Linked DNA regions of Homo sapiens: region 1 is linked to region 2. Evidence: read pairs that join two places in POLR2A ChIA-PET (ENCODE). Cell type or tissue: PC-9. All regions are shown on one strand. Links, peaks and the distances in the headings refer to the core of each region. The heading gives the core; the rest is flanking DNA. Region 1 overlaps PRKCE (protein kinase C epsilon). Region 2 overlaps PRKCE (protein kinase C epsilon).

Region 1 (15,029 bases), core at 5,566-9,565, 87 kb after region 2:
AGGCAGTTCGTGTAGTGCAAAGAAGACAGAGGGCTCTCAGAATCCACCCACAGATAATCCCCCCTTTACCTGCTCATCTCCTCTTTATACCTTACCATGCAGATGTTGTTTTTAAAAGGGACTTGACACCTTAGAATAGACTACCCTGTAGACTGACTCTTGTAGAAAATTTCAGAAGAAGCCAAGTCTCTGGGAGAGATGAGCAGGAGTCTCTTGCTCCTTAGAAACCCTGTGACAATGAAGGACACTGGATAGATGGAAGCAAGAGGGGAGGGATTTCCTCCAACAGGAGAAGCCAAAATTGGTCAAAGAAGAAAACCCAACCGTATCTTTAAGGACTCTGAGTTCCCTGAGACTGCAAAAGTCAGAGACATAATTCAAGATTCACTAGCACCTATCAGGGGTGTCAAGGGGTCAAAACAGAAGGAGACAAGAAGCTTCCTCCCACAAGGAGCTTAAGCCTAGCAGAGGTGACAAGATCAATATACATAGGGAGAGTTTGAGGCAAAAGATGCCATTGTGTGGACCAGGAGCATCTCGTGGTGGGCACTCCTCTGCTTCCTGCGGTGCGCTGCACAGCGTCATGCACACGGTTGCACACAGTTGGCACTCAAGAAATATTTGGTAAGTGAGTGAATGAGTTATGCATTCAACCCACAGCTCCGAGTTGCCTGCCTGCCTGTGGAAAAGCTTTGTGCAGCCCAGTCTTATTTTCTGCCAGGGAACAACTCCAGCCTGTTTCAGGGAAAACAACAAATCCTAAGGAGGAACCTGCAGATGCCGGAAACCTGAAGGCCAAGAGGTGAAACACCTTGTGGTTGTCTGCTTGTCCAAAAACCCAAACCATGAGGCTGCAACCAGCTTACCCACATTCATGAAAGTGACTAATACTCTCAGGCCAGTGGCCAATGCCTCAGGTCCACCTTGGTTCCGAGGGATACAGACATTAGACTCCAAGAATGCTAAGGAGATTTCAGGACAGGCTGGACAGGCTCAAGGCTCATCATCCCCTGAGTCAGGGAAGACACCCAGTGAGTTACACCTCCAGCTCCCCATTCCCCTCAGCACACGGTCTATACTCCCCACACAGGACCTCTTTAACAGGATTGTAGTGCTGGGCCAAGAGGACCTTTCACGAGGCCACAGCCAGATAAGGAAGGAGGAAAGCAAGGAAAGAAAGCAGAAAGCAAGACAGAAAGACACTCACTGTCATAAGTTTTCATAAAGCTGAATGTGTTTCATTTAAAGAGCCATTCTGTATCCTGAGATGTGTCTGTCCTGCTTTTTGACCTTGAGCACATCAAGTTCTTTTCCCACCTCATGGCCTCTGCAAGTGCAGTTTCCTCTTCCTGGAACACTTATTTCCCTTTCCTTACTCAGCTCCTTCTCTCCCTTTGTGTCTCAATGTCATTGTCCCTGTTTATTGCATCTTTGTAGGACAGTCCTTCCCTGACCATGCCACCAAAAGGCAAGCCATCTCCCCTCACCTTGATCTTAGCTCTGTGTCTCTCTTCAGAGTACCCTTTCTATGTGTTCTTATGTATTGGCTTGTTTCATGCCCCTCCTCCATCCGACTCTAAGTCCCATCAGAGCAGGGGCCATGCCTATCGTGTCTGCCATTAAACAGCCACTACTTAGCACAGTGTTTGGGGCTACTGGATCTCAAAAAATGCTTATTTAATTATTGAAGTAAAATGCTCTGTTCATGAAATAATTATGACAGTAAATGTATTGCTCAAATTCTTACTTGGTAAAATTAAAAGAACATAACTTTATGTCAATGCCCTTCCCTTTTGGAGGTGTGGGGGTTGAAGGAAGAGACATTTTACTGTCTCAAGAAATGCAAAAGTTTGCAAACCAATGCTTTATAGAATAAAAGTCCTTTGTGTAAATGAAGATTGTTATGGGTATCTCTCTGTTATAACCACAGACCTACTTCTGAAACAGGTGCCCATAAATGGAATGCCTGCAAATCCAGATCTATTTCTAGAGAGATGCACTTTTTCAGGGGTGTTTTATCTTCACTTCTCATTTACCATGAGTGGAAACTAATACCACATCTTTAGGCTTTTCTGCCTTCCCCCTTCTTGGCCCATCACATTCATTATTAGGTAGGTTTTAACTCCTCAACCTAAAAACAGCCATGGTTTCCTATTTAAAGAAATGCCAGTGGATCCCTTCTTCAAATGAAGAATGATTTTTTAAAATTGCTTTAATACCATCCACTTTTTTGTTGGTCCGGATGTTCATATACTGAGTTTCTTACAGCAGGGTTTGCCTGTGTGCCCTGGATGGTTCTCTGTGGGCTCAGCCTCCCAATCAGTAACACAGAAGGAAGATGCATACCCCTGCAGCTACACAGGACATAATGAGTCTTTACAGCTATCCATTACCATCAGGCATCACACAAATATGTAGGGCAAAGAAAAATACACATTATTAGCCACCCTCAGGCATATGCTCTCCTGTGGCTCTTCCCATCTGGCAAGGTGATCAGCTGCGGAGTCCAAGGGCAAGATGAGCAAAAACAATGACAGCCTCTGTATGTCTAGAACTTGATTCCAAACACATTCTTAAATAAGCATCCACTTCACCTTTATAAGAGCCTCGAGGTGACAGCGACTACAGATCATTTACAGGGAAAGAAACTGAGGCCCAGGGAGATAAGCTAGCTTATGGAGGACAGCACTGCAAGTCAGCACCAGACTGGGACCAAGATGAAAACACAAAGGTGTGAGAGCTTTTGAATCATGATGCGCATTACAGATGCAAGGCGACAGTGTCGTAATTATCATTATTATTCATCTAGTCACAATCTCTGAGCATTTAACATATGCCAGGTATACTTTCAGCCTCAAAGAGGTAGAAGTATGGGGCGAATACGAAGATAAATGACACATGGTCCCCGCCCTCCAAGGACAGGGAAGTGTGCTGGAGGAGTTGAACATCTCCTAAACAAATGAGAACCATGCAATAGAACACTGGAGCCAAGCAGATGGAAGCCCAGAGGAGGGAGCCAGACTCTGCCTGTAGGTACAGGGAGGAGCTGACACTTGAGCTGGATGGAAAAAAGGCAAAAGGCCCTTCCAGGCAAAGGGAATGGCCTGTCCAGGCCCCAGAGGTGTAGCAGATCATAGAGGGAATGCAACTGTCAGTGGGACCAGCCAGGGCCAATTGGTCCAGAGCTTCATGGGCCTTGCCAAGGAGGAGAGACGTTCCTGGAGGCCACCAACAGTACAGGCTTCCCATCAGGGGCTTTAAGCAGGGGGAATAGCATGATCAGATTTGGGTGTCAAAAAGACAGGACAGGCCGGGCGCAGTGACTCATGCCTGTAATCCCAGCACTTTGGAAGGCCAAGGTGGGGTAAATCACTTGAGGTCAGAAGTTCGAGACCAGCCTGGCCAATATGGGGAACCCTCGTCTCTACTAAAACTACAAAAAATTAGCTGTAGCTGGGCGTGGTGGTGCATGCCTGTAATCGCAGCTACTCGGGAGGATGAGGCAGGAGAATCTCTTGAACCTGGGAGGTGGAGGTTGCAGTAAGCCGAGATTGCACCACTGCACTCCAGCCTGGGGAACAAGAGCAAAACTCTGTCTCAAAAAAAAAAAAAAAAAAAAAAAAAAAGGACAGGCCGTAGAGTGGCAAGAGGTCAACTGTCAACAGGAACACCTGAGGGCACACAGACAGTGTGGAGAAGATGTAATTCTTTACTCAAGTAACAGTGGGGGCTAAACTGAGGATCTGCCCCCGTCACATAACCTTTCATCTGCAGAGTGAAATAGGAGTATTTGTCCTGCCTCCTTTATAGGACATAATATAAAGTTACTAATAATAATGGAGGCCGGGCGTGTTGGCTCATGCCTGTAATCCCAGCACTTTGGGAGGCCAAGGCATGCAGATCATGAGGTCAGGAGATCAAGACCATCCTGACCGACATAGTGAAACCCCATCTCTACTAAAAATAGAAAAATTAGCTGGGCATGGTCGCGCATGACTGTAATCTCAGCTAGTCGGGAGGCTGAGGCAGAATTGCTTGAACCAGAGAGGCAGAGGTTGCAGTGAGCCAAGATCATGCCATTGCACTCCAGCCTGGTGACAGAGCAAGACTCGTCTCAAAAAATTACATAAATAATAACAATAATGGAAACATAATAGAAGTAATAGCCAACATGTCTTGAACACTTATATAGTTAATTTAACAAGTACTGAATATTTGCTAGGCACCAGGCACGCTAAGTGCTTTACAAATGCTAATTCATTTAATCATTGCAATGATCTTGTGAAATAAGGACTTTCATTATCCCCATTTTACAGATGAGGCAATTGAGACACAGAGACATTAAGTGACTTACTCCAGGTCACCCAGGTCATAGGTAGCAGAGCTGTGATTTGCAGCCAGGCAGTCTGGCCTGAGTCCTCGCTCTTGGTCATGATGTCCATGATCTCTTGTTTGTTATATGCCCAGCACTGTGGAAAGTACCTTGCAGCTGTTGTCTATTACTCTGGTCCTCACAATAATTCTGTGAGGTAGGCACTCTTTTTTCTCCCTGCTTTATAGCTAAGGAAACTGAGGCACAAAGGGGATAAGTACCTTGCCTGTGGCTGCACATAGAGTAAGTAAGTGGTTGAGTTGCACGTTAATCTTTGGGACTGCAAAGTTCGTGCTCTGAGCTGCGCTCCCTTCAATCTAAAAGCACAAAAACCACAGGGAGGGGGACAGGGGACAGGGAGGGGGCAGCAACCTGAAAAAAGACTGAATACTTAGAATAGTGAGAGATCAGATGGAATATGTTTTTGCCTGGCTGGATTTTTCCCACCCCATGTTAAGCGAGAGAAGGCAAGGTCCCCCCTCTCTCCCAGCACCCCTGGTTCAGCCTCTAGACAAGTCAGGTTGTGTCATCTGGCCTGCCAGGCAGTAAAACACCCCGATCCTTTAGGGGTGAGGGTCTGCAGGCCTCAGCTCCAGAAACATCAGGGTGGCAAACAATGGTATATCAGTCAGGCCTGAGCATCTCTGATTGGCCCTGGCAAAAACAAGATGTCAGTTAGTAACAGCCGTAAATCCCTGTGACAGCCAGTCCCCAAGCCCTGGGCATACTCTGGGCCATGCTGGAGCCGCAATGTCCAGAGCCTTCTCCTGCCACTTCTTGGGACTGGGAATCCTGGCCTGGGGCCTGGCAATGGAATCATTAATCTATGGACAGGCTTCACAAAGAGAAAAACATGCAGGAAAATATACAGAAGAAAATAGAGCTAAAAAACACTCCAGGGTTCCACTGAGACCAGACCATCTAGGACTGAGATTCAGAAGCAGGAGAGCAAAGCTCTCAGGAGGACATATTAGAGACTCTGGAGGATGTATGGACTTTCAAGGAGTACTTACAAGAGGCTGTGTACCTCAGTGGGCAAGGGTATGGACTTTGAAGCCAGACTATTTGGGTTCAAATCCCAGCTTGGCCTCTTGCTTTACTGCTGAAAAACTGGGGATGTGTTCCTTAATCTCTCAGGCTGGGCCTCAGTGTTCTTACCCGTCATATGAGGATAGTGATAGTACCTACATCATCAGGTTGTTACAGGGGTTAAGTGAGTTAATACACAGAAAAGTCCAAGAACGGTGCCCAGCACCTAGCCAGTGCTATGGACGTGTTAATTAAATAAGATAAATGGGCCAGGCGCAGTAGCCTAAGCCTGTAATCCCAGAACTTTCCGGATCACTTGAGGTCAGGGGTTCGAGACCAGTCTGGCCAACATGGTGAAACCCCATCTCTACTAAATAATACAAAAATTAGCCAGGCGTGGTGGCATGTGCCTGTAATCCCAGCTACCCAGGAGGCTGAGGCATGAGAATCACTTGAACCTGGGAGGTGGAGGTTGCAGTGAGCTGAGATCATGCCACTGCACTCCAGCCTGGGTGACAGAGTGAGACTGTCTCAAACAAACAAAAAAAAAGATACATGGTCACAGGGGAGACAGGAGACATCTCTCCCAGTGGGAGATGTCACAATATCCAGGTGAATAGAGATGGGGACTGGAGATGAGATGCCTTCCATTTTATTCAAAAGAGTTTGAAAGAGTTTAGATCTGGAAGTCCCTGACTTAGGGTCACAGGGAAAGTCAAAGTGCTGTTTGACAACATGCTGCAGCAGTCACACTAAGGCAGAACCATAGCCTTGGAATCCAGAATGGGGATGGGGTGGCCCAGGAACTCTAAAAACTCCTAGAGCATAGTCTGTACTAAAGCTTTCAAAATTCACATTCATAGACATCCATGATCATCTAGTCCACACCCAGCTGCTGCAAATGAAAGGAATCATGCCAAGGGCCAGAGAAGGGCCTTGTCCAAGGTCAAATAGCTGGCTGATATAGGGCATGAAGCAAGAGCCAAGATCTGCCAGAACTGGGGCATCTTCCATCACACCAGCCCTCTGGCCTTGACCCAGGAAGGCTGAGAACCCAGTGCATGGGTCTTGGCCTGGTTGGAGCAGCTGCCACCTTGGCCTGGCTGGGTCTGCCCGGTATGCTGGCCCCAGCCCAGGGTGCTCCTGACCAGCACCTGCCACCAAGCTCTGGTAGGCCCTACTAACCTCTTCCAGAAGGGAATTGGGGGTCTTCACCTCCTACTCTTTCACACCCAGAGGCAGCTCCAGGTGTGAGCAGCAGCGCCAGTAAGTTCCACAAATCCCACTTGTCTCATCCAGACTGAATCCATGATCCTGACTCAAGCCATTGTCTTTGTCCCTCAAACTGGTATATTAGAGTAACAGGTAAATCCCCAAATAGTGGCTCACTGCCATTCAAGGTGAAACTGTGTGCTACTATCCACACAGGAGTGGCTCTCTTCCAAGCAGGGATTTGGAGAGTCAGGCTCCTTCCCTCTTCTGACTCTGCCACCTTCAACACATGGCCCCCAAGACCACTATGACTGGCTGCTCTAAGCCAACAGAGGGAGAAGGCACCTGGGACACTGACCCAGGAGGTTTTTGTGGGCTGGCCTAGAAGAAGCACTTACTCCTTTCACCCACATTCCACTGGCCAGAATTGAGCCACAGGACCACACCTGGCCATACCTGGTGTATTAGTCCGTTTTCACACTACTGATAAAGACATACCCGAGGCTGGGCAATTAACAAAAGAAAGAGGTTTAATGGACTTACAGTTCCACGTGGCTGGGGAGGCCTCACCATCATGGTGGAAGGCAAGGAGGAGCAAGTCACATCTTACATGGACAACAGCAGTCAAAGAGAGAGAGCTTGTGCAGGGAAACTCCCCCTTATAAAACCATCAGATCTCATGAGGCTTATTCACTATCATGAGAACAGCGTGGGAAAGACCTGGCCCCATGATTCAATTACCTCCCACCAGGTTCTTCCCACAACATGTGGGAATTCAAGATGAGATTTGGGTGGGGACACAGCCAAGCCATATCACCTGGTCATAAGGGAATGAGAGGTGTAGTCTAGCTGTTTTCCCACGATGTAGGCTTTGGTGGACACATAAGCCATCTCTGCTACAACTGACCTCACAGCTTTGTTCTGTGGCACTTGATGATTGTGGACTGGAGCCCCAGCTTAGCAACTTGCTCTGCCCAGGAAGACATTAAAGGAAATCTGCAGGCTCTCGAGTCCAACCTATGATGCGTAGGGAGGAGTGACAGAGGCGGACTTTGGTAGTAGATCAGGAGCTCACCGAAGGCAGGAAACATGTGCAGCACCCTGCAGCATCCCAGCATTCCTCATGCACTGCCTGCCATCGAGGAGGCCTCCAATTTGTGTCTACCTTATGAGAAGTAGCAGGAATGCAACCCGCAGGGGTACCAGACATAAGTCATGCTGCAGGAAGGCTGGGGCCTGCCTAACTGGAGCTTCATGCCTGCACTCCCAGGTCTGATTCCTGGCTTGGCAGTTGGGAACTAAGGAGAAGGGGACAGTCAGAGCCATCGCTCCTTCCATGCTGGCTCTCACATCAGAGGCAGACTCTCAGCTCGTCTGTGTGGGAGGATGCAGGAGCTATTTCCATTTTATTTCATATTCGTCACGAACTGTGTGTCCCACAGACATGAGAAGCCACAGAAGAAATGTTCTCCCTCCCCCAGTGCAGATCCTCAAAAGCAGGGGCTGAGGGGAAAATATTTGAAGGAAACATCCTTGACTTCCATGAACAGATAAAGCCTCTCCCAAAAGGACAAGCACAGGGGCAAGAGCAAGTCACAGGACCAGCTTCGAGTCTGCTTTGTGACCTTGGCCAAGTGACAAATCCTTTGTGCCTCCATTTCTCCCCCATCTGTCAAATGAAGATAATAAAGGCTGTTCTGAAGTTAGAATGAGATAATCAATGTTTAAATGGCTCTGGGAAGTACAAAGCTTTCTATGGGAATATAAGGTGTTATTATCCACTCACCCTTCCTGCCTCTCCAGTGAATTCAGATGTTTGGTAACAATTACAATCTTGGCTAGGACTCACTCTTGATGAGCAGAAGAAAGGCAGCAGCCTCCACATTTAACAGATGGGGACTGATGCACAGGCCTGGGCTGCAAGCAGACCTGGTAAGTTCTGGGACACATGCTCCAGCCGAGGAATATCTGCCTGTGAAGTAATGAACTGCGATCCACGAGGGACTTCCACTGCAATCATCAAACACCAGCTCTTGCAGACTCAGATGTGGTATTTGTTAGACTGAGGAATATAACAGTCATAAAATCACAGAATTCCAGAGTTGGCCAAGACCCCCATCTTTGGGGAGAGAGCTAGTTCCCCAGTCAAAGTGGAAAATCGACTCAATTTCCACTGACCTGTGAAAAGCAAAACCAGTTCATGTCTGTCATTGCTTATTCTGTTTGGGATCTTGAGCAAATCACTTAACCACCCTCTGCCCCAGTTGCCTTCTCACAGGAATAAGGAATGAGAAAGGACTCTGGTAACTAAAAGACACAGTTCAAATGAAAGGTATTTCTTGCTATTGATGATCAAATCTCTTACCATGAGTCACATGCAGTATTCTTAGATTCTCTTACACACAGAAGACAGGGGTTCCCATTTTCCTGCTCCTGAAATTTAATTCATTGTGGGGGGCCAAACTATCAGGCGGCCAATACAAAATCCTGCCTCAGGATAAACAGGAGAGAAGATACTGCTGGGATGTGATGCCAGAGATTGAGACATGTGCAAACCATTCATTCAAAGCAGAAACAAGAGCAAAGATCATTCTGGAACCCAATCTGACTCCTGCAAGGGTAGAGCCCAGTCTTCTCAGACACCTCTCAGTCAAGACTGGTTGACAAACACTGCTTCAAGTTCCTCCGACCTGGGAGAACCAGGAATGAAGCTTGACACAAGGGCAGGGAGGATTCAGAGAAAAGAAGGGAAAGATGAAAATGAAGGAAAAGCAGGCACTTTCAGAGCCTCATTTTCTCATTACCATCAGCATGCATTCATTTCCTCTGGTGGAAGGAGGGAAAAAAGTTTTCCATTGAGTGTCTAAGGCAATCCTGTGTAATATTTCATTTCACAGCCTCTTTCTCTTGCCAACTACAACAGCAGCTGTGAAACTATTCTCCTGGCCAGTCCTGTGGCATTCCTACCCCAGCATCAACTCAGAATTCTTTTCCCCCAGGGCTTCTACTGCTTCTCATCCTACCCTAACCTCAAGAACTCACCTGGATGTATTCTCAGGTGAAATCTCTGGCAGAAATAATTTCTAGTTCTCAAACAATAGAAAAAATTCAAGGGCCAACTGCAGGGGACCAGGTCCCTTTGTTGGCTACTATGACCTGGGGAACAGAGCCAGACACAGAGCTCCGAAGCAGATATCTAACTTAAAGCAACTGACAAAAGGCCCCACTCCACACCCAGGTTACAATCATCTTCAGAAAGACCCCAGGTCCCAACAGCCACTGCACTGGACAAACTCATTATCTTCAGCTACAAAGCCAGGCAGAAGGCTTAATCAGGTCAGCAGCATTTGATAGGAAAATAAGTACCTTCTTGACACTCTATGGATTATAGAAATTATGCCTGGTAAAGCTACCTATACCACCATCATGTCAAAGGACACTCAGGGATATTCAGCTGAGAAGAATAATTATACAGTCAAATGCCATCAAGTCCACAAAAGGAAAGCAAGCCCACCCATCACTCTAGAAGCCAAAGCGTGGAGGTTTATCTGACAGTGGAAAAAAACAGACAATCCTTAAGATTTGTCATGCCTCCCTCCTTCCAATAAGCCTGTAACCTCTACTCACGGAGGGCTGGGTTGGTCTGGTTGGAGCATGCGGTGCAGGGAATGGTACAGCTGGGTTTACACCCCGCCTCCTCTGGAGTACATATACCCCCAACTGGCAGTCACTCCTATGTTTTCTGACAAGCCATCCTTTTCAGCTAAAATTTTCCACTCCTGGATTCAGCCCAAAGGTGAGTTTATTTTGGAAAGTCTGAGCCAAATTTCTCCGCAACTAGAGTTTCAAGCAGGTGAAATAAAGCCTGCTGCTTCTCCCCACATAAAATTGTGTCCTAAGAGGGCAACAATAGTTCAGGCCCCTAGCGCTGCTCGGAACCGAGCTCCACAGAACTGGGCACATGTATGCATGAAATATGGTGGTAAAAGACATGCCCACAAAAGTGATACTGAATAAGGAATTGAAAGTGAATTATTCCATGTCCAAATGATAGTGATGATAGTAAGTCTCTGGCATTTGTAAGTTTTAAACTTCTTGAAGTACTCCACCTGCTTTATCTCATCTGTGCCCCACAGCTCCCCTGCAAGGAAGAGGGGACCATTCAGGCTCCCCTCCTGATAGATGGTAAGATGGGAGGGACAAAGGAAAGGGGCTGAGAATTACTTAAGATCACACTATACAGCAGTTGGCAAGGTCAAGACTATTCTCATGACCCCTGGTCTTCCTCAACCAAATTTGATAGCCCTTTAATAAGTACAGGGGTTAAACTTAAAATATGGCAGTGAACAGTGTTATTATCATTTCTTAGGCATAACACTTAGGTGAAAACTGCTGCCTGTCACCTTGAAATACTAGAGGGGGAAGGAAGAGATGGACATTTGCTGGGCACCTGCATGTGCCAGCAGCATACAGGCATTTCATCCTCACAATACTTCTAAAAGACTGGCGTGGCGATGCTCACTTTTCAGATGAGGTAGAGGAGGGACCCAGAGAGTAACTGGCAGAGTTAATATTAGGAATCCAGTGACTCTTCTAACAAAGGCCATGTCATGACACTTTAACACTGGGCTAAGGAAACCCCCAACACTCCCAAGTCACATTTCATACAGGAAAATCACTTTAGGATTTGAGTTCTGAACTAGTCTTTACCTGGAGTAGCTAACAAAAAGCAAAGCTACAGGTTCACCCCTTTCTCTGTCCCTCTCTGATTGCCCAGTCCCTGGACAGGGACATAGAGGGAGGGACACAGAAGGTACAGAATATTCAGGGGACAAGAGAAGAAATGAAAAATGAACAATCTACAAACCAGAAAAACCAACCCCAACATACTAAGCCAATAGTTTCCTTGAGATATACTACCTTGAAGAAGCACATATAGATTCTTTTTCCTGTGTTTAATCCTAAAAACAATGAAAGGAGTAAATGGAGGTAAAATGCTAATAATTCCACTATATGCTGCTCCCTGCCATGCCTTCCTTGACCCTTTTCTATTCAGCTATGCATCGCCCATGTGTCTCTGGGCCTGGCACTAAGTAAATGCTCAATGAATGTTTGGTTAATGGATAGATGAATGGGTGAAATAACAGTGTTGTCAGAAATAATGCCTCCTAACCCAGGTGAAATTTAAATCTGCATTACTCTACCCATTTGCTATTTGGAGACATATTTGTCATTTCAATACCAGTAATATAAAACAAGCTATTTTAGCTTTATCTTCTGTGAGCATATGGATGAGAGAATAGGAATTTTTTTGTTATGAGTGAACAGGCTGCATAGTTAAAGATAGTTTTCCAAAGAATGTGACAGAAGCCCAATTATTGTCTTTTAAAAACCAAAACAAAAGAAATGTTCTAGGAAAGAACCTTCACAAGAACAAATGATGATGTCTATTTAGGACAATAAAGGAAAATCCAAAGAAGAATCAGTTCCATGCAGAGAGCCCATGTTTGTCCTTCAAGTGCAAGGTTCTCTGGAGACTCCAAAAAAAAGGTGCCTCTACCGTCAATGAGCTTCCTTTTTTTTTCTTTTCTTTTCTTTATTCTTTTTTTTTTAGAGACAAGGTCTCACTCTGTCACCCAGGCTAGAGTGCAGTGTTGTGATCACAGCTCACTGCAGCCTCAAACTTAGGGGTTCAAACAATCCTCCCACTTTGGCCTCCCGAGTAGCTGGGACTACAAGTACATGCCACCATGTCTGGCTACATTTTTCAAATTATTTTTAGAGATGGGGGTCTTACTATGTTGACCAGTCTGATCTTGAACTCCTGGCCTCAAGTGATCCTCCTGCCTCAGGCTCCCAAAGTGCTAGGAATACAGATGTGAGCCACCACACCCAGCCCAAGGAGTTTTGATTATTCCTTTAAGGGCTAGAGAATAAAATATAGGAGGAAAGCAAACAGCACTGTGGCCTCTAACTCAGGTAGGAGTGACATAACAACAGCCATCAGAAATACAAAAAAAAAAAATAAATAAAACAGAAGCTGAGGACCATGTGTTCCACCTTTACTAAGGACAGCTAAATTTTACAACTTTTAGTTAGGAATAAGGACTGACTTCCTGACGGGGGGGGAAAAAAGGCTTTCTCAAGAAAACTTGATAATAGGAAAGGCTGTTATCTGCCGAGGCTGTTAGCTATGGCCTTAGCAGCTGATCTCCGGAACACTAAGCCCAGAAGTCTTTCTGTGGAATGACTCTTTTCAAACTTCAGTTCTAGCAGAGCTTTTAGCCCTTCTACTCCCAGAGTAAGGTGTTCAAATGGCTCCTTGTAGGGTATGTCTGAGGAACAGTGAAGGAAAGAAATGGAAAAGAGAGGTGGTTCGTGTCCTGCTTGCAATAGCAGAAGCTCTTCTTAGATTCACTTTATATGCTGGGGTACCCCTAGAGCTTTATTTTGGGGGAAAAAAAAGAAGGGTTCTACTATATAATAGTGATTTAGATATCACTATGGTAAAACAGTGACTAAATCTCAATCAATAGTTATTCAACAAATGTTTATGGAACCAGGTACAGAACTGGATGCTTGAAGTAATCCCAACAATCAGCCTTCAGGAGGCATAAAGTCCACCGCTCAGGATAAACACATGCAAGTAAAACTGACCATGCTGACCGAGCGCCTTCTATAACACACACAATAGACTAGGCAGTTTACAGATGCTCTCTCAGCTGATCATCACTATGAAAACTGATTGTAGTGGGTAGGCATGATCATCCCCATTTCACAGGTGCAGAAAGGCTAATAGCTTGCCCAAGAGCTGGGACTAGTATTCCGGGCTGCCCAACACTAAAGCCTCCTTACCAGCTACTAAAACCAGGTAGATTTCCACATCTGTATCTGAGCGGAGGACTCCCATTTTCAAGTGCATAAGTCATCTTTGTATTGTTTTTTGTTGTTGTCGTTGTTTTTTGAGACAGTCTCGCTCTGTCACCCAGGCTGGAGTGCAGTGGTGCGATCTCAGCTCACTGCAACCTCTGCCTCCCAGGTTCAAGTGATTCTCCTGCCTCAGCCCCCTGAGTAGCTAGGATTACAGACACGTGCCACCAAGTCCGGCTAATTTTTGTATTTTGAGTAGAGAAGAGGTTTCACCATGTTGGTCAGGCTGGTCTCAAACTCCTGACGTCAGGTGATCCGCCTCAGCCTCCCAAAATTCTCAGATTACAGGTGTGAGCCACCGCGCCTGGCCCATCTTTGTATTTGTGTTGTGACGGTGAGTCCTAAATTTCAGATACTAAGAGAAGAAGGAAAAAAATAATCTAGACTCGTCGGTGTCTCTAAGAATCCAGATGTTTTCTAAAACACCTGTGTAATAGGTGAGGCTTTATCAGACTAGAATTTACATGGGAATGGGAAGCAGCCTGGAGCACCAGGAAAAATTCTGTTTCCATCTGGGGCCATGCCTGGGTGAACCTAGGAGGTGGGCAAAACAAGTTTTCTTCACTGCATTATCTCATGTGGGGTGCCCTCCTCTGTACTTCAGGCCTTTATTGCCTTGGTAAGCTCTGTGCTCTCCCACCTTGGTATCAAAATCAAAACTGCCCTCAAAGAAGAATCTGGAGATCTATCATTTACCTGTTAGTATGTCTTCAGGTCACTGTTACCCACCTGCATTTTAAAGCTCTGTCTTCTGATGAAAGGGCTGGAGACCTCATCATAGGGTAACTGATGGGAGCATTTTTTTCAGCACAGGTAAGTAAAGGATTCTCTAGGGTGACTGCAAATTTGATAGACAGATAGATAGGTGGATCAATCAATAGATAGATAGGTAGCATCCCAATTTAACCTTTGAGTACTTCCAATTTTTCCAAAAACACACAAAAAACAAACCCTACCCCATCACACACATAGAAAAATAAAATGTGCCCGTTTTCTACCCAATGAGACAAGAGTAGATACTGTTCATTGAGCACCTATTATGTTCCTGGCCTTGTTCTAGGTATAAATATATTCTACTTCATCTTCAACACAATCCTTCTTTGTCCTTCCTTCCTCTACTGTCTTAGTTTCCTAGGGCTGCCACAAAAAGGAACCACTAACCAGGTGGCTTAAAACAATGGAAATGCCTTCCTTCCAAGTTGTTAAGGTCAGAAGTCCAAAATCAAGGTGTTAGCAAGGCCACACTCCCTCCAAGGCATCTAAAGGAGGGTCCTTCCTTGCTTCCGCCAGCTTCTGGGAGCCCCAGGCATTCCTTGGTTTACGGGAGCACAGCTCCTATCTCTGTGTCTGTCCTCACGGGGCCGCCCTCTCCCTGCATCTGCCTCTGCATCTGAATTTCCCCTTCTTATAAGGACACCAGTCATATTGGATCCGAGCCTACCCCAGTGACTTCATCTTAACTTGATTACATCTGCAAAGACCCTGC
Region 2 (15,029 bases), core at 5,964-9,963:
GACTAAAAACACTGAATAATAATCAAGATGGTCCTAGAAAATCTTAAAGCACCATATGATTTAGTGCATATACTGTGCATGTTTATACGTCTATGTCCACCGATCTTAATTCACAGTAAAGTTTGAGAGCCACTGAACTGGATCCCTATGGAAAGAACAAAAGAAAAGCTCATGTGTATTCCAGCCTTTCTGCTTTCAGAGATCTGTCAAATCCCGGGCTGTGAAGTGGGGCGGAGTGGAGCATTCTAAAGTGACTGACTTCCCTGGAGGGCTTACTCCATTTGCTTTTAATAGTGTACTTTAATACATTTTAATGTATTTGTTGTTGTGAAGATTACACCAGAAGACAGAGCCTCATCAGTGTGAGGCAGGCTGTGAAAGGCTTTATAATAGTCTACTCCGTTGAGGTTTTCAAAACACATTCACATCAATTACAGTAGATCATCTTATCTAAGATACTATCACTTTAAGATGGACCTTTATGCATCATTAATAAAGAAAAAAAAGGGACCAATATAAAATATAATAGCCTACCTTTGCCAGATGTATTTGGAATTCTTAGAAATTGAAAGTTGGAAAAATGTAAGATTTAACCAAATGCATACTTTATTTATTTGCTTATTTATTTACTCATGTATGAAGGAATGATAGGGTCTCACTCTGTCACCCAGGCTGGAGTGTGATCATAGCTCACTGCAGCCTTCTACTCCTGAGCTTCAACTCCTGCCTCACCCTTCCAAGCAGCTGAGACTACAGGCATGTACCACCATGCCCACACCCTGCTAAGTTTTTGGGTGTTTTTTTTTTTTTTTTTTTTAAGATAGGGTCTTGTTATGTTGCCCAGGTTGTTCTTGAACTCCTGGTCTCAAGTGATCCTCTCGCCTTGGCCTTCCTAAAGTGCTAGAATTACAGGCATGAGCCACTGGGCCTGGCCTAGTATTGCTTTCAAACCGCAGCCTAGATGTTAAGTATTATTATCCCCATTTTGTAGAAAAGGAAAGGAGAAGTGCAAAATTGACCCCAGCAGCAAGGCTAGGATCAGCACAACATTGAAACTTCTGACTTGGGTCTCTGGAGCATCCTCAGGCCACACCCACAGCAGCCTGCTTCAGGTTTGGCAACCTGTCCCATGGACAGCCAGGACACACCAGGGAAGAACGTCCTTTCTGGGGCTGCATTTCCTTTCCCACAGTCTCCCACCCTGGCTCTGCCCAACGGCCTTCCTCAGCCTCCTCTCTAGCTGGCTCTCAAACTGCACTCCCCATCTTCCTTCCCAGCACCTCATCCTAAATTCCCAGCATCTTGAAGCCTGACTGTGCAGAGTTTAGGACATATCACCTGAGCTGGAAACCTGGGCAGCATTCCCGCCTCCTCCCTCTCCCTCACCCTCACCCTCAGCACTCACTGATGACTGAGTCCTGTGGGATTTACCCCCTTCTCCACTGCTCCCCTTCCTGTTCCAATGAGCACAGCCCCAGTCCCCGTTTTTGCAACCCTTGGCCTGAAATTCCAGAACAGCAATCTAAATGGATTCCCTCCTCTGGCCTTCTCCCCTTCACATTCATCCCTGAAAATTCATTTTTAAATCCAACCTCTAATAAGGCACTAAAAATACCAAATGTCTTCCTAAAATTCAAATTTTCCTGGCCACTGGTCAGCTTAACACTCTTCTATGGTACCCCATGAGATCAAAGGAAGATCTCCTGAGCGCGGCCATCAGTCCCCACATGTGGCTAACTCTTCTCAACACATCTCTCACCACCCTGCTGAAAACTTGGCCCACTCAACTGCCTATACACCCGAGAACACTCCAGTGCTGCCACCACCTCTCTGCTTTCACTTATGCTGTTCCCCCTGCCTGGAATGCCCTTCCCCCCACTAATTCTTACCCATCTTCTGAGACTTGTTGAGGAATCTTTCCCAGGCAACTGCTGCATTTCTCTATGACTGCGTTAGTTTCCAGGTATTGTAATGATCTGCTCTTCTGCCTCTCTCATAGAGTGGATTATAATCCCCGGCTCTGGGAGGACCTGGAACCATGGCTCATGCATACATGTATGTCAGTGCCTAGCACAGTGCATGGTGCATAGGAGATAATTAGTGAAGATTTACGGGCCGAAGGAAGCCAGCTCTACTGTTAGTTCTACCCCCAAGTTCCTTCTCCAATTTTAATGGCGGAAGTTTTATTTTGTTCTTCTGCCTTGAACCCCATAGGTTGAAACTCCTTGTGGGGCTTAAGGCATGGACTTGACCCCTTGCCCAGCAGCCCAGTTCTGCCAAGACTGTGGCTCTCCCTTGTCCTTCTCTCCAGAACTTACTCCTTCTAGGAGTAAGGAGTGAAGGCTGCCCTCAAACCCCAGTCTAGACAGGCCTCTCATTGCCTATTGGCAAGAGCCTGTAGCCAACTGCTGACTAAAACTGCCCTTGGCACCTGCCAGGTGCCACAGGTCTACCTGGGCTCCAGCCACTCCAGCCCTGGCCCAGAAGCCTGACCAATGACATAGGCAACCTGATTGCTCTCTCGAGTCAGACCCCCCAGCATGAGGCTTTATGGAAGGGCTGCTGCCTGGGCAGTGTGACTCCCCATGCTCTCAAGGTGACTTATACTGAACAGCCTTTCCCGTTCAGTCCTTTCTTATTTTGTGAAAACACCCTGACCCCCAGCTGACCCAGCAACCTTGTAGCCTGACTGTGCAGAGTTTAGCATACTGCTCCATGCCTTTGCTTTAACACACTATCAAGTATCCAGCCGCTGGGCACTCCTGCGCCACCACTACCCTACCCTGCAACTATATTTTCATCTACCCAGCATTATACAAACTAGAGAACTAGGGGGAAAATCTCTCCCCACTTGACCAGCCTGGAGGTGACTACCCACATATCAGCCTTCCTCCTCCCCAGGACCCACCATGGAAACAGTCTCAAATCCAGGCTTTCTTTGTCTTGTGGACAAGAAGTCCAGACATTCAGATGCTAGGAGCTTAACCTACACCTCATTAAGCTGCAGCCTGGTGACATGACTGCAATTCCTGATCCTGCCTCTGCTGGAAAACCCTGACCCTAGACTGGGTCCTGATTCTGGTAACTACTTCTGACATCATCTCAGCAAGAAGAAATGGAATCTTCTCCTTGTACAAATTAAATGTGTGAGCAGTGCCATCCGCAGACTAGGGACAACAGGAGCCTGCCCTGAGCCCCATGCTTTAAAAAGTATCAGATTTTGAGTATGCACTAATTATACTGACATGTGCCTTTTAATTTTGAATATTTGGAAGACAATCTTTTTTTGAAAACATTGAAATAATTTTAATTTTTTAAAAAATATTCTTTTCTTTTAGAGACAGGGTCTTGCTACGTTGCCCAGGCTAGAGTGCAGTGGTTATTCACAGTCATGATCATCGTGCACAACAGCCTCCAACTCCTGGGCTTAAGCAATCTTCCCCACTCAGCCTCCTGAGTAGCTAGGACTACAGGCACATGCCACCAAACCTGACCAAATATTTTAACTTTTATATTTACTACAATTTATCTATTTACTAAATATATACTCAATTTTTATACACTTTGAATATAATTAAATTTCCTTGTGTAATTCTTTAGATCACTGAAAATGAGTATAAATTGGGATTATGATTGAAATAGAAAAGTGGAGCTCAGAAAAAAGGAGCTGAAAAGAATAAATAATAGAACATCAATAATGAATGAAAATGCTCACTTTTTTCTTTTTTTTTTTTTGAAACGGAGTCCCACTCTGTTGCCCAGGCTGGAGTGCCGTGGCACGATCTCAGGTTACTGCAAGCTCCGCCTCCCTGGTTCACGCCATTCTCTTGCCTCAGCCTCCTGAGTAGCTGGGACTACAGGAGCCCACCACCATGCCCGGCTAATTTTTGTATTTTTAGTAGAGACGGGGTTTCACCATGTTAGCCAGGATGGTCTTGATCTCCTGACCTTGTGATCTGCCCACCTCAGCCTCCCAAAGTGCTGGGATTATAGGCGTGAGCCACCGTGCCCGGCCAATGCTCACATTTTAAAAAACAGAAAACACCAATTATGTGCCCATAATAATAAGAAATACAATATAAAATATAGTTTTTTAAATTTTAAAAACACTGAAAACAGGTAAAAAAAAAAAAGCCACTTCTGTTGAGCATGGCCCATATACACTTTGAAACGATATTATAAATTCTCGATTTAATAAAGACTTAGGAAATAATTACTGATCAAAACAATGAAAATTAGCAAGAAAAATATTCCCATTAAATATGCAACTTGAACTTGATATTTTGCTTTCAATCATATAAAACTCTGGCTTTACACTTTTTAAATTTTGTCATTCTGAAGGTATATTTGTCAAGCTGGGAGGCTGGAACACATCTTAACAGTCTTTATGTTTGACATCTAATGTTTCAATATTTGGACACATTGTATATGGCTCTCCCTTAGCGCCTACAGGAGGTCCCACAAAAGTCGGGGGCAGGCATGTATGTGAGGCAAAGGAGGAGGCAACGTGTTTTGGTGGGGAGAGCTTGGGCTTCCAAATCCAAACCACAGCTCTGCTACTCTTAACTCTTGGGAGCCTCAGTTTCTATATCTCTAAAATAGACATAATAAAACCTAGCTTATATGCTCCACATATATAAATTCCTTTTTTATTTTAGAACTATTTATTTTTTATTTTTCCCATCTGCCTTTTACAATCTGGTTTAGCCTAATCCAATGGAGTAAACAGTGGTTTCCACTGTATACTTTATTTGCACAAACGACTTTGCTGAGCTCCTTGAGATCAAGGCAGGAGAAAGTACACTCATTAAGCCTGGCCTCTCTACCCGACACGCCAAGGAGCTGGCTCCTGGGTTAATCACTTTATGCAGCCCCAAGAATTCCTCACAGGAGTATAAAATGAGGAAATGAGAACAAGTCTACATTCCTGGGTTTTGGCGAAGGAACTCAGTAAGCCCAGCGCCTGTTTTGTTATGTTGGCAATGTGCATTCTCCTTCCAGCTACAATCCAGCTAAATACCAGAGTTCCATGAGAAGGCCTGGATCCCCTCAACCTTTACTGAGGTAGAGCACTTGTAAGAATAGCAGTACCTATGCTGAAAGCGCCAAGCGCCAAAGCTACCACGGTAGTCCCAATTGAAAAAGATGGGGCTGGGAAGAAAACAAAACTATGAAGTGCAATGCAGTCCTTCCTGAGCATGTGGACTCCAGCCATCCTCTGCGTAGTGCTGTTGCCCCAACAGCAGAGACCGCCCCAACCAAAGACAGGTCAGTTTAAATGTTCCTTGTCCTTCTCCCAGAGCTTCAGTGGGGTTGGCTGGCTTGCAGAGCGAATTAATTAAGGAGAACAACGGCCTCAGCCTGGTGCGTGCAAGAAGCCTGCTGGCAGGTTAAAAAAGCAAAACATAAGATGTGGCTCCCCAGCACTGTAAAAGGCACTTCTGCAAGTGAACAGGTATGTGGTGCACCATGGAACTGGGTCCACAGGTGTAAACTGAGATTGTTCTGGGCAAACCAGGGTGTGTGGTTACCGCAGTCGTGGAGAGCTGAGAAACCCTAGTAAGGACAAGGACATGCGTGGCTCCCTCCCTCCCCTTCACCCTGCAGCTTATTTCTGGTAGGGGTTTTGTTCTATGAAAGCTAAGCCATGAGGCAGAATGAGTAAAGTGGCCTTCCAACTGTGTGATGTCACCAGAATGGGTTTGGGTGCAGTCTCCCCACATGGACAACAAGCTAATGATACTATACCTGTTACATACAGGCGGTCACAGGCAATCTGTGAAAACATCAAACGCTAGACAGCAAGCATTATTCTCCCTCTTCCCAAAGCTGCTTTGTCTGAAACACTGACACTCCTAGGGATTCACCCTCTTGTACCATTGTGTCTCAAATAAATAGTAAATGGAGTTACGTAACCCTCAATGATGTCTTAACTGTTCTGAGCTCTTTATCTATAACATTAAAAAACAAAAATCCTCAAGGTGGCTGGACATGGTGGTTCGTGCCTATACTCTTAGCACTCTGGGACGCTGAGGCGCGAGGATCACTTGAGGCCAGGAGTTCATGAGCAGTCTGGGTAACATAGTGAGACCCCCATCTCTACAAAACAAAAAGTAAAACCTCGTGACCTGTGAAGTCTTTTCTAGCTCTGCAAGTCTTGACCTGGGCTCTGGGAAAAATGCACAATAGCTAAGAATGATGGCTCACCCTTGTTTGACCACAATGACATACCTGTATTTACTCATTTCATCCCCCCAGGTACCCAGTATATCATATCAACCCCATTTTGCAGGTGGAGAAGGTGAAGTCAGAGAGGTTAAGTTAATTGGCCTGGAAGCAGATTGCCCAAGTCAAGATAAGACAGTGCCACCTCTCAAGAAGTTCAATTTTAGTGATAATTTCAGTGAAATCATCATAAGAGATATAATAGCAGCCAATGCTTGTATTATGTGGCACCCATACACCAAGCATTGTTCTCATAATGTATATTAATTCATTTAGTGCTCATTACATCCCTAAGAAGTAGAAATTATTATTATCTTCGGTTGACACATGAGAAAATTAATGCATAAAGGGTTCAGTAACAGTCCAAGGTTTCTTACAGCTAGTGAGAGAGCTGGGGTTTGAAGCCAGGCAGCCTGGCTCTAGAGTCTATCATCAATTACTACGTTATACAAACGACACCTGGACATTTTGTCAGCCTAGAATAAGACAACTAACTGGGGCAGGCATGGGAATGGAGAACCTGGAGAAGACATCAAAGAATTAGCTGGAGTTCAGCAAGTAGAGCAGGGAAGGGCATTCTACACTGAAGGAACAGCATGAGCAAAGGCACAGAGGTGTGAAGAACAACTGCTTTCAAAGAAATGCAAAGAAGCTTAGAGTGAAGGGAGATGGAGGATGGGAGTATTGCTTAGAAATAATGAGCTGTGTTTATTTTCTATTCTTTTCAACTTTTCTGAATGCTTGAAATTTGAAAAAGCGCTGTCAAGCCTGGGTGGAGTGGAGGTCATGCTAAAAGCTGTGCAAACCTGCAGAAGACAACTCTGCGGGGGGTCTCACAGCATTGCCGAGCTCTGCTCTGCTCCTGGCCACCTGAGCAGGACCAGCAGACAGTGACATGAGAAGGGGCAAAGAACATAGTGGCCAATCCCAGGAAGCACCCTGCTGACGGAACCAGGGCCCACAGAGCCAGTTTGTGTGGTTTGAAGAAGCTGACTATGACCTTCAGGCCAGGTGGAGAATCCAGTATGGAGAGCAGCAGAATAGACTGGGCAATTAAAAATGTTCAGGCCGGGCGCAGTGGCTCACATCTGTAATCCCAGCATTTTGGAAGGCTGAGGAGGGTGGATCACCTGAGGTCAGGAGTTCGAGACCAGCCTGGCCAACATGATGAAACCCCATCTCTACTAAAAAAATACAAAATTAGCCAGGCGTGGTGGTGGGCACCTGTAATCCCAGCTACTCGGGAGGCTGAGGCAGGAGAATCACTTGAACCCGGGAGGCGGAGGTTGCAGTGAGCTGAGATCACGCCACTGCACTCCAGCCTGGGTGACAAGAGCAACACTCCATCTCAAAAAAAATAATAACAATAATGTTCAAGTGGTTCAGGTTTGAGGGAGAGCAGAGCATGGATGTGGTGGTGCGGGGTGGTGGGAGAGTTGAGGGCAGGGTCAAAGCTCTAGGTGGAAGGTCTGGTCACTCCACGACACGCCCATGCCAAGGAAGACCAGAAACTGTGAGGCTGGGGCCCTGGCTGGCTCATCAGCATGGATGCTGCAGTCTCTGGAAACCCCCGTGGGGGACCTCAAGAAGGAGAAGAGGTGCTGGCCTCACCTCCTCAGAAGGTGGGGTCATGTACCTCGAACAGACAGGGCTGGGTGGCACAAAGATGAAAGGAAAGAGTGGAAAACAACAGCAACAAACCAACAACAGCAGAAGCGGAGTCTGAATCACTCTGCTCTCATTAGCTCTGTGATCTTGACATTTCTACTTGTTTGAGGTTCAGTTTCTTCTCCCGTTAAGAAAAAAAGAAATGGTGGATGGGGGGGGGGGTAGGGCAATAATTGTCCCTCCCCCATAGGATTCTATAGGTGATCAATAAAGGATGTCTATCATTTTGATGAATACTTCAAGTAATTAGAAGTGGAGGAGGCTTGTATTCGAACAGTCCAACCTTGGGAGTGGGAGAGGAAGAAAGGAAGTCAGAGATGTTCAGAAGGAAAATGAAAAAGCAGTGAGTGGTCAGAGACTGTCACACATCTCCCTCCAGAGACGGGGCTGTCAGGCGAGATCCATGCCCTTCCTGAGATTCCTTGCCACAGCCTTGCCCAGGTTCCTCCCCAGGCGCTTGAAACCACAGAAAGCCGTGCATCAGGGTCCGTGCTAGAATACCGCAGGAATGAGAACGAATTGGCACCCTGCTTCATCCAGGCTGGTTAACCCCTCCCTTGAAAGATAAGAAAGTACTCAGCCCAGAGTGTAATTCCTTCCTGTCTGCCCCGTCAATGCATTTGCCATTTTCAAAAACAAAAATCCCTCCCTGAATAATTCATTATTCGAAGGAAACGCCAGCCCAGAGTGCGCCACTCCATTTACTCTGACATAAGAGCTCATCTCGGGCCATGTGTATGTGTTTCTGAAAAGGATCCACATGAGCAATCGCTTTTTAAAACGTCGATATCCGAGAAGGCAAGCAGAGAGTTTAAAAGGGCCATAATTCATAAATCAATGATGCCACACTCCTGAGGAAGAGTTCTGCATTGACTGGTCAACAATTCCATTTGCAACAAGCTGAAACATCTGCGTCTCCCTGCTTCTCTAGCTGGGGTCCCAGGGCGGCTGCCCCACGATAATAAGGCAAGGTTTTAGGGCTAATCCGAATCATACTCTCTGGGATTCAGGCATGGAGATGTGGGATTGCTGTGGATTTTATCTAAACCTTTTCATTTCTGTTAATATCCCAATAACTAGAACCAATCCGAACCAAGCAAGAAAAAAAAAATGTGAACACTCATGACTCAGAGTCCTTTGTTCCTGGCTATGTAACAGGGCTGTTCACCAGTCAGTGTGAGACCCTGTCCTTGTCCTTGACAAGCACCAGCACAGGTTTAGCCCGGATCCCAGTTCCAAACATATCTAGGGGGAAATTTAAACAATTGTTGCTGTTTTTGATGGTTCCTGATGGCCTCGATCAAAGTATGGTGTTTGGCCTTGATCATGGCTGTGAAAACAAAACTCTACACCTGGAATTGGCTAACTGCCCAACATATGCTCACACAGAACTCAAAGGCCAGAGCATCAGAGAGAAAATCAGTAAGCTGAGGCCACCGTCTGGAGTTGCTTTTGGACACATACTTTACCATTGCTAGAGAAAAACAACCTGCAGCTTGGATTCATCAGTAATCTTCATTGCAGACAAACGAGATAGAACACCTGTCAGCTCTCAGGGTTTCCAAAGAGCAGGATTTGGGGGAGTCTGGGTATAATTTTTTCTTCTTTCTTCCCCTCTCAGCTTGCCTCCCTCCCCCGAAGTGTCTAACCAAACATGGAACACACAAGAGCAGAAGAAGAAAGAGAACAAGCGAGAAAGAAGAGCAGCAGCCCAGGAAACAGATGGAGAAATTGGGGGATTGGGAGCTTTGCATTTTCCCCATTCGCCCAAATTCAACAAATAGGAAGGCTCCTCTGCAGCTCTCTCTCAGTCAGCAAAGAGCTTTCCAGGACATTTTGTTTACTCAACACCTCTTCTCTGCCCTGCTTAAATCTATTCTGGAACAAGGAAGGGCAAATAAATTAATTAGGCTGGGTAGGGTGGCTCACGCCTGTAATCCCAGCTCTTTGGGAGGCCAAGGCGGGCAGATCACCTGAGGTCAGGAGTTTGAGACCATCCTGGCCAACATGGTGAAACCCCGTCTCTACTAAAAATACAAAAATTAGCCAGAAGTGGTGGCGGGTGCCTGTAATCCCAGCTACTCTGGAGGCTAAGGCAGGAGAATCACCTGAACCCGGGAGACAGAGGTTGCAGTGAGCCGAGATCGTGCCACTGTACTCCAGCCTGGGTGATGGAGCAAGACTCTGTCTCAACAAAAAAAATTAATTAATTATACCACCTACCATTTATCAGTGCTCACGACAAAATGGATGCACTTTTACAATAAGCATTATCTCATTTAATCCTACAACCAGTCCTTGAAGAAAGAAACTCTCCTTAACCCCATCTTTCAAGGCAGGAAACCCAGGCACAGAGAGGCTACGTAGATTATCCAGAGTCACACAGTTAGTGAGCAGTAAAAGTGGGACAGGAACTTGAGCACCAGGCAGCAGAAGCCACCCTCGGCCAGCATCTCTCCTGCGTGTTAGAGCCACCAGAACAAGCTGATAGAAGGGAAAGGGTGGGAAGGGCACCCTTCTCTAGCTTTGTGTTTGGGGTAGGGATGGAAAGTGACCACTGACAATAGCTTAGCATTTACTGAGCACTCATCGTATGCTATGATTTGAGTTGTCCCCGCCAAAACTCATGTTGAAATGTGATCCCAAGTGTGGTGGTGTTGGGAGGTGGGGCCTCATGAGAGGTGTCTGGGTTATGGGGATGGATCTCTCATGAATGGCTTGGTGCCATTCTCATGGTAGTGAGTTCTTGCTCTGGGGAGACTGGATTACTTCTGGTGAGACTGGGTTGTTAAAAGCCAGGACACCCCTCAGGTTTGGCCTCTTTGCACCACTTCCCCTTTGCCCTTCTGCCATGTTGTGACACAGCACGAAAGCCCTCACCAGATGCCAAGCAGATGCCAGCACCAGGCTTCTGGAGCTTGCCATCCTGCAGAACCATGAACTAAGCAAGGCTCTTTTCCTTATAAATTATCCAGCCTTAGCTATTCTGTTAGAGTAACACTAAATGGACTAAAACACTGTGTGTCAACTAAGCACTACAGGCATGTGGTCATTTACAAATACCCCGTGGAACAGGTGCCATTATCCTCATTCCAGGGATAAGAAAACTGAGACCCAGAGAGGTCCTGTGGGTCAAATGTATTTGAACCGGGATTCTCATTGAGAGAGCTGGGGTCAAAGCCCGTGCTCCTGACCATTATGCTCCACTGGAGTTACAGATGGCAGTGAGCATCTGAGCCTCAGTGACCCTTTAGCACCAGCAAGGGCAGAGAGGAGCGCATTAACCCAGCATCAAGGAAAGGCTGTCTTTAAGGAAAGTACACCACTTTGCGCAGCTACCCATAAAGATTCTAGAGTGAAATAAGCTATCAGAATTTAATTCTGCAGGTATTCACTCAGGCTACTATTTGTTTACTCAAGATCAATCAATTGACCCCATTCTTCAAGAAAGAACTAAAAGAAAGAAAAGAACTAAAAGAAAGAGGATATGGAAGGAAAGGACATAGGGAATTATACAAATACAGTGTAATGCTGAGCCTGCTGGCCCACAGGGTAGCCTGAAACTAGAAGGGGGCAAGGCCCAGCGGGTGTAGGGCCTGCTCTTGGGGCTCCATGGGTAAAGGGACTCTGGACCAGGACCCCCACGTGCTCACTATAGCTTTCCCCACTGAAAGCCAGAGAGCTTGCCTTACAGTCTTTTCCATCTCTCGCGTTCTGTTATTTTTAGTTGGTTTCAATCTTTGGACAGCAGGAACCTCTTTACCAGAAAGCTCAATATGTAAAAAGGACTTAAAGGGGCTGATTAGGTGGGAATGAGGAGGTTCAGCAGGGCACAGAAACTATCCCTAGTCCCCAAGCCCCGTGACCAGTCAGAGGCACCTCTACCAGCCAATTCAGAGACCTCTACACAAAACCTTCCCTTCTTCACCAAAGTGAGCTGGCTGTAGACTGCAGACGTTTGTGCGGAGGTGGAGGGGCTGGAACACATGCCTGCTCTGTTCCCTTTTCAAAGGTCTGGAGACGCTGGCCTGGCCTCTGTGGGAGGCCTACACGCCTTTCTAGAGGTCCTTAATCAGGTACGGGCCTCAGGTGTCTGATAGTTGTGCCACCACATTCCCCGCTTACCACCACCAGCACCATCATCAGGACCAGAAGTTCATACTGTCAGCTACTTGTTAGAGAATCAACAGCCTTGAAAACTTCCAAGGATTGTGCAGAAACAGATACAAAGTGTATTCACAAATCAATTTCCCAGAGCATAGTACATCCCTTCTCAAGCCGAATAACCTTCAAAATCTGAAGAAGATGAAAAAGGAGAAGAAAAACGTGAAGGGTTACCCAAGGTTGCAAGCACAATGGCCAGAATGTGTGTAAATACTGGACTGGCCCTGTGTGCTTTGGGTCCTCTGACAGAATGGCCATTTCCTGCAGCCCCATTTCCTCTCATTGTATTTCAGTGGAACAAAAATGTTATAGAGAGCAGCCACTCAGTCACATAGGTTATTTTAATAGATACATCCTACAAGCCTTGAAAACTTGCTCTACGCTCTGATAACAAGGCTAAAAATATCACAGGCCCTATTAGCAGATTTGAGGCTCCAAATCAGTGAGACTGGAACACACGTGTGTGTTTTTCTCAGCGCATCCTGCAAGTTTTCCCACGTGCTGCCACCCTCGACACATTTTCATATTATCTTTTCCCCTGAATCTCGGTTGAAACTGATGCTTTCATACAACACTGGAGGATTTGGTGGCATTGATGATCTCTTCAGCATTCCTCATTCAGCTGCACATTTCATCCAAAGGCTGAAGGATGCTCTCATTTATGCATATGTGCATTTTTGCAACTACAAAATGCACGGTAGACAATACTGAAGAGCTGGCTACACAGGAACTGTCTGTCCCAAGAGCCATCACAAAAGAGCTGATCTTTCCACAAACCACTTGTGAGCTCCTGCCAGCTCTGTAATTCAGGGCCACTCTCGAGATTTCCACTCTTGGGACCAGAGATAAATCTTTGGTGTCCCAGGCGTTTGATCAAAGCTCTTCTTTCCTTCATTATCCTATCAATATGAATGAACACTACCATTTAGGTGTCAGATATGTAAAGCTAATCTAAAGACACAAGTTTTCATTATCTTCAGAAAGATACTAATACATTTTTTAAAATTCCGAGCTTCTCAGAAAATGTAGATTTAAAATATAAATATTAATTACAGGCAAAATATCTTAAAGTTGTGATTCTCAGCCCTGACTGCTCATTAAAAATGGGTGGCAGGGGTATTTTCAAATGATTCCTAGCTCTTCCAGATGGTTCTTAAGGACAGCCAGGGCTGAGGGTTGAGAATCCCTGTCTTTCCCCCCTTTCCCCCAACCAGAGAGACAGTCTCACTCTGTTGCCCAGGCTGGAGTGCAGTGGCATGATCATTAGCTCACTGCAGCTTTGAACTACTAGGCTCAAACAATCCTCCTGCCTCAGCTTCCTGAGTAGCTAGGACCACAGGCAGGAGCTATGCTCCACTGGAGTTACAGTGATGAGTTACATGCCCATATGATTTAAAAAATTTTTGTAGAGCCAAGGTCTCACTATGGTCCTAGGCTTTTGTCAAACATACACATTAGCACAGTGAAAGAAGACATGCAATAAATGCATGAACTGTGAACAGTATTTTAATAAATGTATTAAATAATATGGTCAATCTTATGGTCTCTGTACACAAATTTCTGAGTTATCACATTATTATACAAAATCCAGAGGCACCTTTTCTTTTGTAGACATGGGATCTTGCTATGTTGTCCAGGCTGGTCTTGAACTCCTGTCCTCAAGCAATCCTCCTGCTTCAGCGTCCCAAAGTGCTGGGATTATAGGCATGAGCCACCTTCCCCCACCAAGAACCTGTCATCTGTCTTAAAAGACACAAGTCTTCAGTGCGGTGGTTTTGCGAGGGTCTAAGTGGGTGGTTCTCCACCTTGCTTGCACATTAGAATCCCAAGGAGAGTTATTAAAATGCATGGGACACATCTCCAAAGATTCTGATTTAATTGGTCTGGGGTAGGACTAGGTTCTGGTATTTGAATATTATTTGAATATTCAGCCAGAGTTGAGGACCAATGGTGTAAGTCAATGCCCTTCTCTGATTGACCTATCCTTAAACATATGAAGCTAAAGAATCAGGAAATGTATCTTCATATATTTCTTCAGACCTAAAAATCCCGAGAATAGCACTACTTTGCCTACTTTAGACAGAAAGTAAGTAATAAAGGCATCTGAATAGAGAATTAGATTTGATGTTATAATGTCCACATACATCCCTTTCAGACGGAGTGTCCCTCTGGTCCTCATGAAAAGCTTGTTTCATTTCATGCACTGTTGAAACAAGATCACTTATCTGGTTTCTAAACCAACAGCTGATCAGAATCAAGTAAATTAGAGGCAATGGAGGGGTAGGTAGAAAGGATGAGAGAGGCTGTGTAGAAGCAGGCCCCCTGATTGCAATGAGAAGTGAGTGCTGATAGAGAAGACACAGAAAAACTGAAGTAAGTAGACACTGCACGTAAAAACACTGGAGTCAGGATTCTCTAATGAAGGGACAAACACCTTGATGTATCCAGAATGGCTCTGTGAACATCAACGTGCCACTGCATAGCAACATTACCGATGCTCCTAAGAAAAGCCCAGAGTCACCAAGGATGAGTTAAATTATGTTCATTATAACCATTTTATGAAAGCTGAAATAGGGGTGATGACTTCCATCCAAAATAGTAATAATAAAAGGTAAGTGTAGTTTAAGGAATACGCCTTTAGCTATTTGGAAATTGCAGTCACCCAGAACAACCCATGCCCTGAGAATCCCAAGTAGCCACAGACTTCAGTAGGAGACACTTTGGCAGGAAAAGTTTCGGCTTGACCAGGAAGAAATCCTGTCCCTCTCAGAGTCAGAACACGGTGAGGCCTGAAATGGGGGAGAATATTATTGAACGATCCTGACCTTCAGGGTTTCTAGGCACACACAGGGTACTCCAAGCTTTCATTGAAAACCTAACATGAGAGACAGCTAAGACAAAGGGAGAGCAGTGAGAAGCCTCTGTGGCTGGCAGGATCGCAATGCTCTGGATGGGCCGCTGGTTACATATCA

The links. Peaks named below come from ENCODE experiments on the same cell type or tissue, not always from the same donor. Only the 100,000 strongest peaks of a DNase experiment are listed, where the experiment ranks them.
Region 1: POLR2A ChIA-PET joins it to region 2 with 7 read pairs; 2 of 35 experiments call an interaction of 5 or more read pairs at or near these places.

The regions. Positions count from the first base shown.
Region 1 is chr2:45,700,735-45,715,763 of GRCh38, reverse strand. The region is part of intron 1 of PRKCE (protein kinase C epsilon); the gene reads right to left. It also overlaps the pseudogene TRQ-TTG5-1. Among named protein-coding and RNA genes, the nearest start is that of PRKCE-AS1, 33 kb to the right of the region's middle. In PC-9, for the core only: no CTCF peak of the experiment used is centred there; a DNase peak (open chromatin) is centred at 7,073; H3K27ac peaks cover 616 bases.
Region 2 is chr2:45,787,872-45,802,900 of GRCh38, reverse strand. All of the region lies in intron 1 of PRKCE (protein kinase C epsilon), which reads right to left. Among named protein-coding and RNA genes, the nearest start is that of PRKCE-AS1, 120 kb to the right of the region's middle. In PC-9, for the core only: no CTCF peak of the experiment used is centred there; no DNase peak of the experiment used is centred there.